Linked DNA regions of Homo sapiens: region 2 is linked to region 1. Evidence: chromatin contacts called from ENCODE Hi-C or POLR2A ChIA-PET data. All regions are on one chromosome and are shown on one strand. Each heading gives the region's core, a stretch centred on a gene start or an enhancer-like site at or near the end of the contact. The rest is flanking DNA. Distances are from core to core; before and after follow the strand shown.

Region 1 (4,790 bases), core at 1,730-4,229:
CAAAGCTGGGACGCACTGGCCCCTGAGCATGTTTCCAGCTCAGGCTATTGCTGTTACTGATTCTTTCCTACCCCTCTTCTGGGAAAGAGACAAAAACCCCAAATTCAGGTTTCTTCTCCCCCCAGCCTAAAGGCTAGAGAGGGTCGGCCATCCAATTGTCCCCATGGGGATTATCACTGGGAGACTCTGAAAGGGGGGGTCCCAGCTCAAGGTCAGCAAAGCTGCTCTCCCTGAGCAGTGTTTTACAGGGAGAAGAAGTGCCTGGCCCCAGCCTCACCTCCCGCTGAGATCCTGCCCATGTCACCCCCAGGAGAGACAATCAGGACAGACACCAAACGCAGAGGACTGCCAGACCTCCAACCCTTGGCACTGTGGACACAGCCAGCAGACTTTCTCATGCCTTTCTGTGTGGCCAGTCCCCTCAGGGTGCTGGGGAACTGGGTGAGGAGCAGAAGAATTGGGCAGGAGTTGGCGCAGGGGCAGAGGGAATACTGTTTCTAGCTGGGAGCCATGAATCTGCACTGCAAACCACCCTTTGGAAGAGAAGCAGACTGCACAGGCAGACAGAGGCAGCCGTCTGGGAGATGGAATGCGTGATGAGGCTGACACACACCCTGCCTCTTCTTCCTTCTCAGGAGGGGGCAGACTCAACCATGAGAGGATACCCAGGAGGCCTGGAGCTGGGGCCCGTCACGGTCCCTGGTTGGAATGCCTGGTTTGGGGGCAATTGTATCCAAGGCCCTCAGAATGGAGGCGGCTGAGGCCTAGAGTTGGGCTGCACAGCCCTGAGTGTAAAGCAACCTGCAGGCAGATGATTGACTAAGGAAAGCTCCTGGTGCTTTTTCTCTTCTGAGATGTGAGTCTCCTCTCTCCATCCCTTCCTCCTTCTCTCCCTTCCTCCTGCCCTCCTTCCTTCCTTTCTCCCTATTTCCCTCCCTCTCTTTCTGTCTTTCTTTCTTCCTTCCCTTTCCCCGCCTCCCCTTCCCTTCTTTCTTTTCCTTTCATACTTAACATGTGAACCAATGTGGTCACAGCCATCCTGGGCTGGGCCCCTCCTTTGCCCTATCCCTCGCAAATAGTAAGGACTGCGGGTGGATGTCGGTCATCCTTCTGGGCCGGTGCCCCCCACACAGCTGCTCCCAGAGAGCCAGTGAAAGGCACTGCTGTTGTCCTGACCACAGCTCCGCCCCTGCCTCAATGGTCTGGAGGCTTCAAACAAACTCCCAGCCACAGGGCCCCTCCCAGGCTGCTGATGAACCATATGGATGGGCTGTGGGCTCCAGCAGGGCACAGGCTGAGTGGTGGGGTAGGGGAAGGGAGATTTACTGCCATGGTGGGGTGAGGAGCTCCAGAGGTCATCCGGGCCACCCCCTGCCCCATGCAGAAGGTGCTTCCAGAGTCAGTATTTGACTGGGGGTGGGTGGGGGGAAGGGTGGTAATGACCATGGTGGGAGAGGAGGAAGGACCCCTGGGCTGGGGTGAGGCCAAAGAGGGAAAACAGGTTCCTCCTTTCCCTTCGAAGTTCCAGGTGTGGACTCCATACCCCAGGGGTTCTGATCTAGCTAAGAACAGGCAAGGCCAAAGGGCAAACATTGACTTAAACTTATCACCTTGACTGATTCAGGCCCATGTTCCATCGAGTTTCTGCTCAGCAATGAACTGCACGTTCACAGTCGTAATCCTTAGAGTGCCTGGGATTTTCTTGTTTTCTATGTTCCAGGAACTGCTTTCAATCCTGATATGCACTGTCTCATTTAGTACTCCTAACAACTCTAACGTCACCCCATCATGCAGATGAAGAAACTGACATACAGAAAGATCACTCACTTTGCAAAGGCACACAGCTTATAAGTAGTGGAGCTGGGATTTGAACCTAGGCAGGAATGCGGCTCCTGAGTCCAGGCTCTTGACAGTGCCCACCGCTGGGCTTAGACACTAAGAGCATCTGCTGAGTGAGGCTCAGGTTCAAACTGACCCAGACAGCCTGGATCCCCAGGACTAGGGACCAATCGTGACTTGGGAGGGAGGCTGAAAAACAGGCCTGAGGCTTGCACCCCCTCCCAAACGCCAGGAACAGGCAGACTGCTCCGCCGGCACCTCCCCTGTCTCCCTGCAGTGCTCTCTGAGCTCCTTCAGCTGGCTGGTTGGATCACTCACTGATGCTGTGCGGGGTCTGTACAGGTATATCCAGCCCTGCAAAGGAGGAAGAATGATGGGCTTTGGGATGAGGGAGAACCTCAAGGATCTCGGATGAGTGATTCAAACTCTCCTAGCCTCAGCTTCCTTATTCATAAACCCTGGCGGGGTTGCTGTGAGGATGAACCTACGTAAGTCTCCAGCCAAATGGGTGGGGGCAGTGGTTCTCAGCTGTGGCTGCATGTTGGGCTCACTCGGGAAGCTTTAAACAATGTTGATGCGGGGGTCCTACCCATAAGATGGTGACACAATTTGCTTGGGGCATAGCCTGGGCATTGGCATTTTCCAAATCTCCCCAGGTGCAGCCAAGCAAGGTACCCCATAGAAATTTGGTAAATGGCAGCTGTTGATACTGTTTACCAAAGGCACGGAGGTCAGAGCTAGTTCATGGCAAAGCCAAGCTCACAGCCTGGTTTGGACTCCCAGGGAGTCTGTTAAGAATCCCCAGATCCCTTCCCCTGGGTTTGGTCTCTGGGGAGTCTCACTTTTGAAAGCCTTTTGCTTTCCTTGATGGTCTTGTGGCTGGGTCCAGCTCTTCCGCCCATTTCAGAGGAAACTGTGAACTGTCTTCAGGTAGGCAGGGGGCAGGTTTCTGTAGGATGCCTGACTGCAGGGGTGGAAATGCTCCCCAGCCTGAGATGTGAGGAGTTCCTCCAGCAGTGCAGGCCGCAGTGGTGGGAGCCTCATGACACATCAAGGCCATCTAGCCTATTTTGTGAAACGGCATCCCAAGTCAGGTTTCATTTCTGCAAATTATTTTTCTAATTTTGTAGCCACTTAGAGCAACCACAGCTGAGTTTCGGTTTGGAGCCTCTAAGAGTCAGAAACGTCAATAGACTGTGGTTCCTTCTGCCTTTCTGTGAGCTTTTCTTCATGAAAGAAAGAGAGGGAAGGAAGGAGGGAAAAGAGAGAGGAAGGAAGGAAGGAAAGAAAGAAGGAAGGAAGGACAAAAGAGAAGGAAGAAGGAAGATGGGATGGTAGGAAAAGAGAAAAGAAATTCACCCTAGTGCCTGTTTTTTCCAGAAACAAAGAACTAGAGGCAAAACTGGCCAGAGTGCAAAACTCCATGCTCACGCATGCAGCAAGGCTGAGGGCTGGGCTCTCCCGGGTTTGCTTCTCAGGAACTAGGGGGAAGATGTCTAATGTGGCCATTCCTGGGAGTGTGGATGACAGCGAGGGTTTCCTCCAGCATGTGTGAGAGGAGTTATTCACATGTACACGTGCATGAATGTGCATACATGTTTCTCTGCCCAGCGGTCCTCCTGCTTGTGGTGCTGATGCATGTTAACTGCTCTACAGGTAGTCCCCCCACCTCTCTCTCTGTCTCTCTCTTTTTGCTGACCACTCATGGATCATCCCCTGACCCTTAGGCCCCACTGCCACAGAGTTGAGGCTGCCCACACCTCTCCTGGCTCTCCCAGGAGGCTCCAATAGGACACCCCCAGTGGGGTGCTTTGCTCCTCCCAGGGTCCTTATCCTGCCCTCCTCCATCCTGCTGCAGAGAGAGAGCCAAAGATGCCAACCAGGAGACATCACCTCCATCCTTACAAACCTTTGGTGGTGCCCCAGAGACCAAAGGGTATGGTCCCTCCGACCAGGTAGGGCAAACAGTGCCCCTCCCAAGCTGGTTCTGGCCCACACTCTCTCCTCCCACCTCAGCCCCCAGTGCACACTATACTCGGGAACAACCCCTTCTTTTGCTGTACATGATTCTTGTCTGCTTCTTGCCTCTGCTCATGCTCCTGTATTCGCCTAGACAATGCCCTTCTGCACGTTTCTTTGTTTGGCACCCCCAGCCCAGGTGCTGGGACTCAGGCCTGTGTTCCTCTCTCTGTGAGACACCCTCATGTGAGTTCTCTCTCCTCTCGATGCTCGGGGCCGTCTGGGTGTGCCGCGATGACAGCACCTAGCATGCTGGTCTGGAGTTACTGGGTACTGTCTGCATTCCCCACCAGATTAGGAGATGCCCAATGGCAGGAGAGGGGACCTCCTTTTCCATTTTTCCACCATCTCGCTGCCTGGAACACAGCACATGCTCAGCTGATAAATGAATGAATCTTGGTGTGGAAAAGGCCATCCCCACTAGAGTGCACATGGAGCAATGTAAAGATGTGTGTGAGATAGGGCAGGGGACTGGAGGTTTGGTGGCCCGTGTGGGTAACAGCATACGTGTGGACGCTACGTAAGGCTGGAGGGAGTGAGTGCTGACTGGGTGCCTCTGGGGCTCGGTGGACTGGGGTCAGAGGGCGGTGGTCGGCAGGCAGCGCTTGCCTGGAGGCAGCCTCCGCAGGTTTCCCCCGGCCTACGGGATGGTGGCAGCCTGCGGCAGACAGCAAAACACTGAATTCCCAGCCACGTGGGAGGAAGTGTCTCCAGCCGAGAGGATAGAGGAGGTGGGGTGGGGTGGAAATCCCAGGTGTAAAGATGAACTGGCAGTTCAAGCTGCAAGTTACTGTCAGGGTGAGGCATGCAGCCCCAGGGTCGGAGGCCTCCCCAGGCTGTACCCCACACACTCAACAGTTCCTCTTATCCCCGGGCTCCTCAGTGCCAGGAGAGCTGGGTATCCAGGTGAACCGTGCTGTTCTGGAACCAGA
Region 2 (4,607 bases), core at 1,177-3,676, 1.2 Mb before region 1:
GCAGGACATAGGATTTCCTGGGATTTTATATCCTCATCAGTCCTCTGTTACTTTCTTGTGGTACTTCCTAATAATAAATTAGCATCCAACTCTATTCGGTGCTCTTTAATGGTATGTTTAAAAATGCCTTTAAGGCCGGGCGCGGTGGCTCATGCCTATAATCCCAGCACTGTGTTGTTAACGGTGGAGGGTGTCCAGGTTCTTGGCGTCTTGAACAAAGAATTGGACAAAACGCACAAAGCAAGGAAGGAATGAAGGGATTTATTGAAAATGAAAGTACACGCCACAGTGTGGGAGCAGGCGGAATGTGTTTTACATATTCATTTACAAGTTGTTACATATTCTGGTTATTAATCTTTTATCAGAAATATGATTTGCAAATATTTCCTCACGTTCTGTAGGTTGACTACAATGATATATTTTAAGTAAACTTCTTAGACCCACTGTTCACCTTTGTTTGGTGGGGAAAAAATATTCTTTTGCTTTAGTTTTCTTGGTCTCGCTCTCCAAAATAAACATAAATAACCTCAAAGCTGCAATAATTATTTGGAGGCTACCCATCTCTTCTCTAGCCAGTATCGAAAGGTTTCACAGAAAATGGAGGGGGAGAAATCAGGAATTGCATTAACCCTTCAGCCTGTGACAGTGTCTCAGCCCTGGACAGCCCAGAAGATCCCTGGACATGCCTTCTTCAGGGAGGACATGCATGGCTAGCCACAGTGTTCTCAAACCTTGCAGATCATCGGAAGCTGTTGGCTTCACCCTGGAGTCTCCCAGCCTCCTAGGAAAGCCTCATAGCTCAAGAGGGCTCTAAAGCCAGGCTCCACCTTCCCGAATTGTTCTGAGGTGGCCCTTTGGAGTGTGCCTGGAGCCTGACACCACTGTGTGCTTCCAAGGCTCAGATGAAGTTCCATGTTCTCTCTGTCCATGCCAGTACTCCCACACTATGTGGCAGTCCAGGTCTCACTAACGCAGGCCTCTATAGCAACTGTTTCAGTACTGAGTGAGTGGTTAAGTTAAATATTAAAAGCTAAAAAAGTCAGTGCCCTCATACAAAGGCTGGAATGTAACAAGAGCCCACCAAGAGTCTTGCCTAGGCCCTTCCTGGGCCTTAAAGCATGACAAAATAAGGAATGAATTCTTAACAGGACCCGTTTAAGATTAAACAAGTTTTATTGTGGGTCTGAAGAAACTCCCCAGGCCTCTAGAAACAAGTTTATTGGGGGGCCTGAAGGAACTCCCCAAACCTCCGTGATTTAGCAGGAGACAAGATAAGGGTAATCACCCCAGCACCCGGACCCATTTAGATTAAGTAAATTTACTGAGGCTCCAGAGGAAAGTCTTCAAGACTCAGATCTTAGTTATAGATTAGAAGTTAATCACTTATGTCTTTGGATGAATGCACACTTACATGTAGACATACAGCTTAGAAGGTATATAAGCTCTGAAAAACTTTGTAATTTTGAGTTGGGCTGGCGATAATTTCCAGGCCTTCTCCCTGTAACTGGTTGCAGAAAGTAAAAACTCTTTTCCTCCCCAGCTCATCTGCATCTTGTTATTGGGCCACGAGAATAAGCAGCCCGACCCTCAGTTTGGTTTGGGAACACTATGGCCTCATTGTCTTTTAAAAGCCTACAACACATACAATTTCTATTCCTTGGGGAGGCTCTCATGTACTAGTTTCCTGTCATCTGCCCAGTAGCTCTTCTGGGCAGGGACTGTGACTTGCTCATCTTTACAGCCTTCATAGTTTGGGACAGTTGGCTGTTAGGTTGGGAGAGGATCGCCATACAGTGGATGTTTTCCTGTCCTGCATTGGAGTTTCAGGCCTGAAGACGAGCTGGGAATTGGAGCATTTGGCAAACTGAGTGGATTTAGGTCCTCAAGAAGAATAACTGACCTTCGCCTTGGGGTGTGAACAGTGCCTGGGATTGTGTTCTGTCTAAAAAAACTAGTCCTGGGTGGGGGCATCTAGGCACAGAGAAGCACCTGAGCGGAATGCAGGCCCCACCATTCCAAGGTACAGCCAGCATCCCGAGGTTGTTCAGTAAAGAGATCAGAAGGGTTGGCCTCTCTGACAGACCCAGGGTGGCCTTGTGAGATTTTATAGGCTTCAAGATGGAAAGGGACCTTGAAAGGATGTCTGGATCATTTCTCTGACCTCAATGCATGATGGCCCTGCTTTTAAAGGCTTCTCCAGGGAGAATTTCTCCATGTTATATTTTCTGTGTGACTTCTAATAATCATTCCCTGGAAGCTATCGTCTGTATCTAATCTGTAGTCCATCTTTTCAGTCTACCAAAGGCAGAATGCTGGAGAGTGAGCTTTATAAATTGGAAAGACCAGGCTGAGCTAGGAGATTTTAGTTCCTTTGACCTGTGCCAGGGGAACGTAGAGTTTCCCAATCTTCAAAGCATCTCACTGCCTCTCTGTTCTCTCTCCAGGTCATGGAGTGAGAGATTCAAGGAGGTTGATCATTAACTTAGTGACTAATTGACTTTTTATTGCAGTTTCACTTTCCAACGGACACTACCTTATTTGTAGAGGCATCTGTGTCCCTTACTACACTCTGAAGTTAAGGTAGAATGAGAAGGAAATTGTATACTTTTCGACTATGAAAATAGAAATGGAAACAGTGTGATCATTGTGCCATCGAGAGACCAGATGCCACATTTCAGCATCGATTCTTACTCTATGTTTTGACCTTCCTCCGGCCCAAGGATTCTGGTTTAAATATTTTCAACACTGATTTTACAAGAGAAATTCAGTTCTCTTTAGCATATAAATTTCTTTGTGACACTTTAATGTTGTGAACTATAAATTGATTCATTGTGTTTATTTTAAAAAGTCTTCTCTGTTGATGGGAGGAATTACTATAAATATAATTCCATTGTAAAGGAAAAGTTACCCAATCTCCCCAACTGTGGCTTTCTGAGGTCTGTCATTTTAGATGTTTCCCCAAGCTGCCCGAGCCCCTCATTCATTTCTGGGCCTCCGGCATTTAAGTAATTATGCTAGATGGCACAGGAATTGTTACCAGATAATATCTTAGAAATAGGAAAATTACAAGCTAATTTCAGTCCATCTCAAATTAATGAGAATGTTCTTTGTGGAGTGCTACCAGTGTAAACCTTTAGAAAATGACAAGTCTGAGATATTTAAATCCTCTGTGGAGCTTAGCACAGCTCTGCCAGCACACCCAATTGCTATTATCTGGCCAATTGCTGGGGTGGCTCTTTTATCTCCCACCTAGGTTTTATTAATTCAATTTCCTCTGGGGCTTGGCTGCCATCAGCAGCTTCTCTCAGGGTGGAGGATCGGGGAAGGCAGTAAGGTTCTAAGGGACATAGCTCAGTCTTTAAGACTATCATCTGGGCTGGAAGGGCCCCAATTCAAGGCAGTGACTGGCAGACACAGTGCTTCTCCTGCTTGGTCTGGAGTGCACAGGGGTGGCCTCCTTCATCCCAGCATACACTTTACATCTTTGATCTTGTTTTTTCAACCTAGAATTATTTCTCACACGTGGGCATGGCCAAAGGCTGTGCTTTAATGTGGTTTGTCTCCAAGCAGTTGACTCATTTAATCTCTAAATGATTTCCTACTCCTCCTGATGGGGGAGGTGAGCACCAGGGTGGGAGAAGCCTGATGTATTCTGGGCACCGGCCCGGCCCCTTTGGGTATCTGATGCCTCTATCTGTGGTGTTCCCTCTGCACAGGTGCTATCTCTCCACCACCACCATCCTCAGCCCCCATCAGGGCCAGCTGCAACATTTCTCTCTGGGGTGGTACTGAGGGACTATGCTCTATTTGGAAGGGCTTGCATGACACTTTGTATGTATGACACTGAGAAAATTTAGTTGTACTGAAGAATGGAAAGGGTAGAGACATGGAGTGGGCTGAATGGAGCCTGTGTCCATCGCTATTACCTCGTTGGTATTACTGGCCCTTTCCCATTCACTATGAGCTCAAATACCTCCTTCTAGGACATCATCCTCCATATTCACAGCCCTTCCACCTCATCTGTTTTTCCTTTTTCATGAAACTTCTCCTCCTCTCTGAATTAAGACTGTGGTCTCAGAAATCAGACTGTCTGGGTTCACACACTGCCTCTGCCTACCGACTCTCTGGCCTTGGGCAGCACAGCTTATTCAGTCTCCCTGCCCATCAGTTTCTTCAGCCACAGGATGGGATTAATAATAAGGCCTAACTCTTGGCTGCTGGAGGCATTACTCAGAACTTGTGGAGCACTTGGGCTTAGTGTTCTGTGGGCTCTCATTAGTGGGGCCACTGCCGTCCATTTGGTGCATTGGGCAGTATAGAATGAGAAGAGGTGTGTGTGTGTGTGTGTGTGTGTGTGTGAAAAGAAGTGTGTTTGTATGAAAAGAAGTGTGTGTGAATGAGAAGAGATGGAAAATGTCCATCTCTTCTTCATAGGCTTCTGCCCTTCTCACCCCTCAGCCTGATGCTGCTGTGGAGCATATAAGGTGGGCTGCAAGCATTTGTAGCTAAAGCTGCCAATGTGTGTATAATGTTGCCGGCATGGTGAGTGTGACCACATCCATCCTGTTGCCTGGGTCTTATCTGCACATCCAGTTGGTCATTTGAGG

Evidence for each region. Hi-C counts contacts between places; a loop is a spot of excess contacts on that map. ChIA-PET counts read pairs that join two places held with the same protein, here RNA polymerase II (POLR2A). Pooled maps may share reads with other maps.
Region 2: a loop to region 1 is called in a pooled map, with 3 times the contacts of the local background. The contact joins two enhancer-like sites. A Hi-C loop is called at or near these places in 1 of 37 single-sample maps with no recorded cell type and 2 of 50 pooled maps. POLR2A ChIA-PET finds 5 or more read pairs at or near these places in 1 of 52 experiments (A673).

Annotation. Positions count from the first base shown.
Region 1 is chr18:48,783,485-48,788,274 of GRCh38, reverse strand. The region is part of intron 9 of CTIF (cap binding complex dependent translation initiation factor); the gene reads right to left. Among named protein-coding and RNA genes, the nearest start is that of CTIF-AS1, 56 kb to the left of the region's middle. RefSeq lists an enhancer at 2,773-2,972. Within about 2 kb of position 2,979, at least 11 of the 41 ENCODE cell types and tissues checked have a DNase peak (open chromatin) inside an H3K27ac peak, as active enhancers do.
Region 2 is chr18:49,965,208-49,969,814 of GRCh38, reverse strand. All of the region lies in intron 10 of MYO5B (myosin VB), which reads left to right. LOC124904299 (a long non-coding RNA gene) reads left to right here. Exons shown (of 2, transcript XR_007066365.1): 2 at 1-94. Among named protein-coding and RNA genes, the nearest start is that of SNHG22, 150 kb to the right of the region's middle. Within about 2 kb of position 2,426, at least 2 of the 41 ENCODE cell types and tissues checked have a DNase peak (open chromatin) inside an H3K27ac peak, as active enhancers do.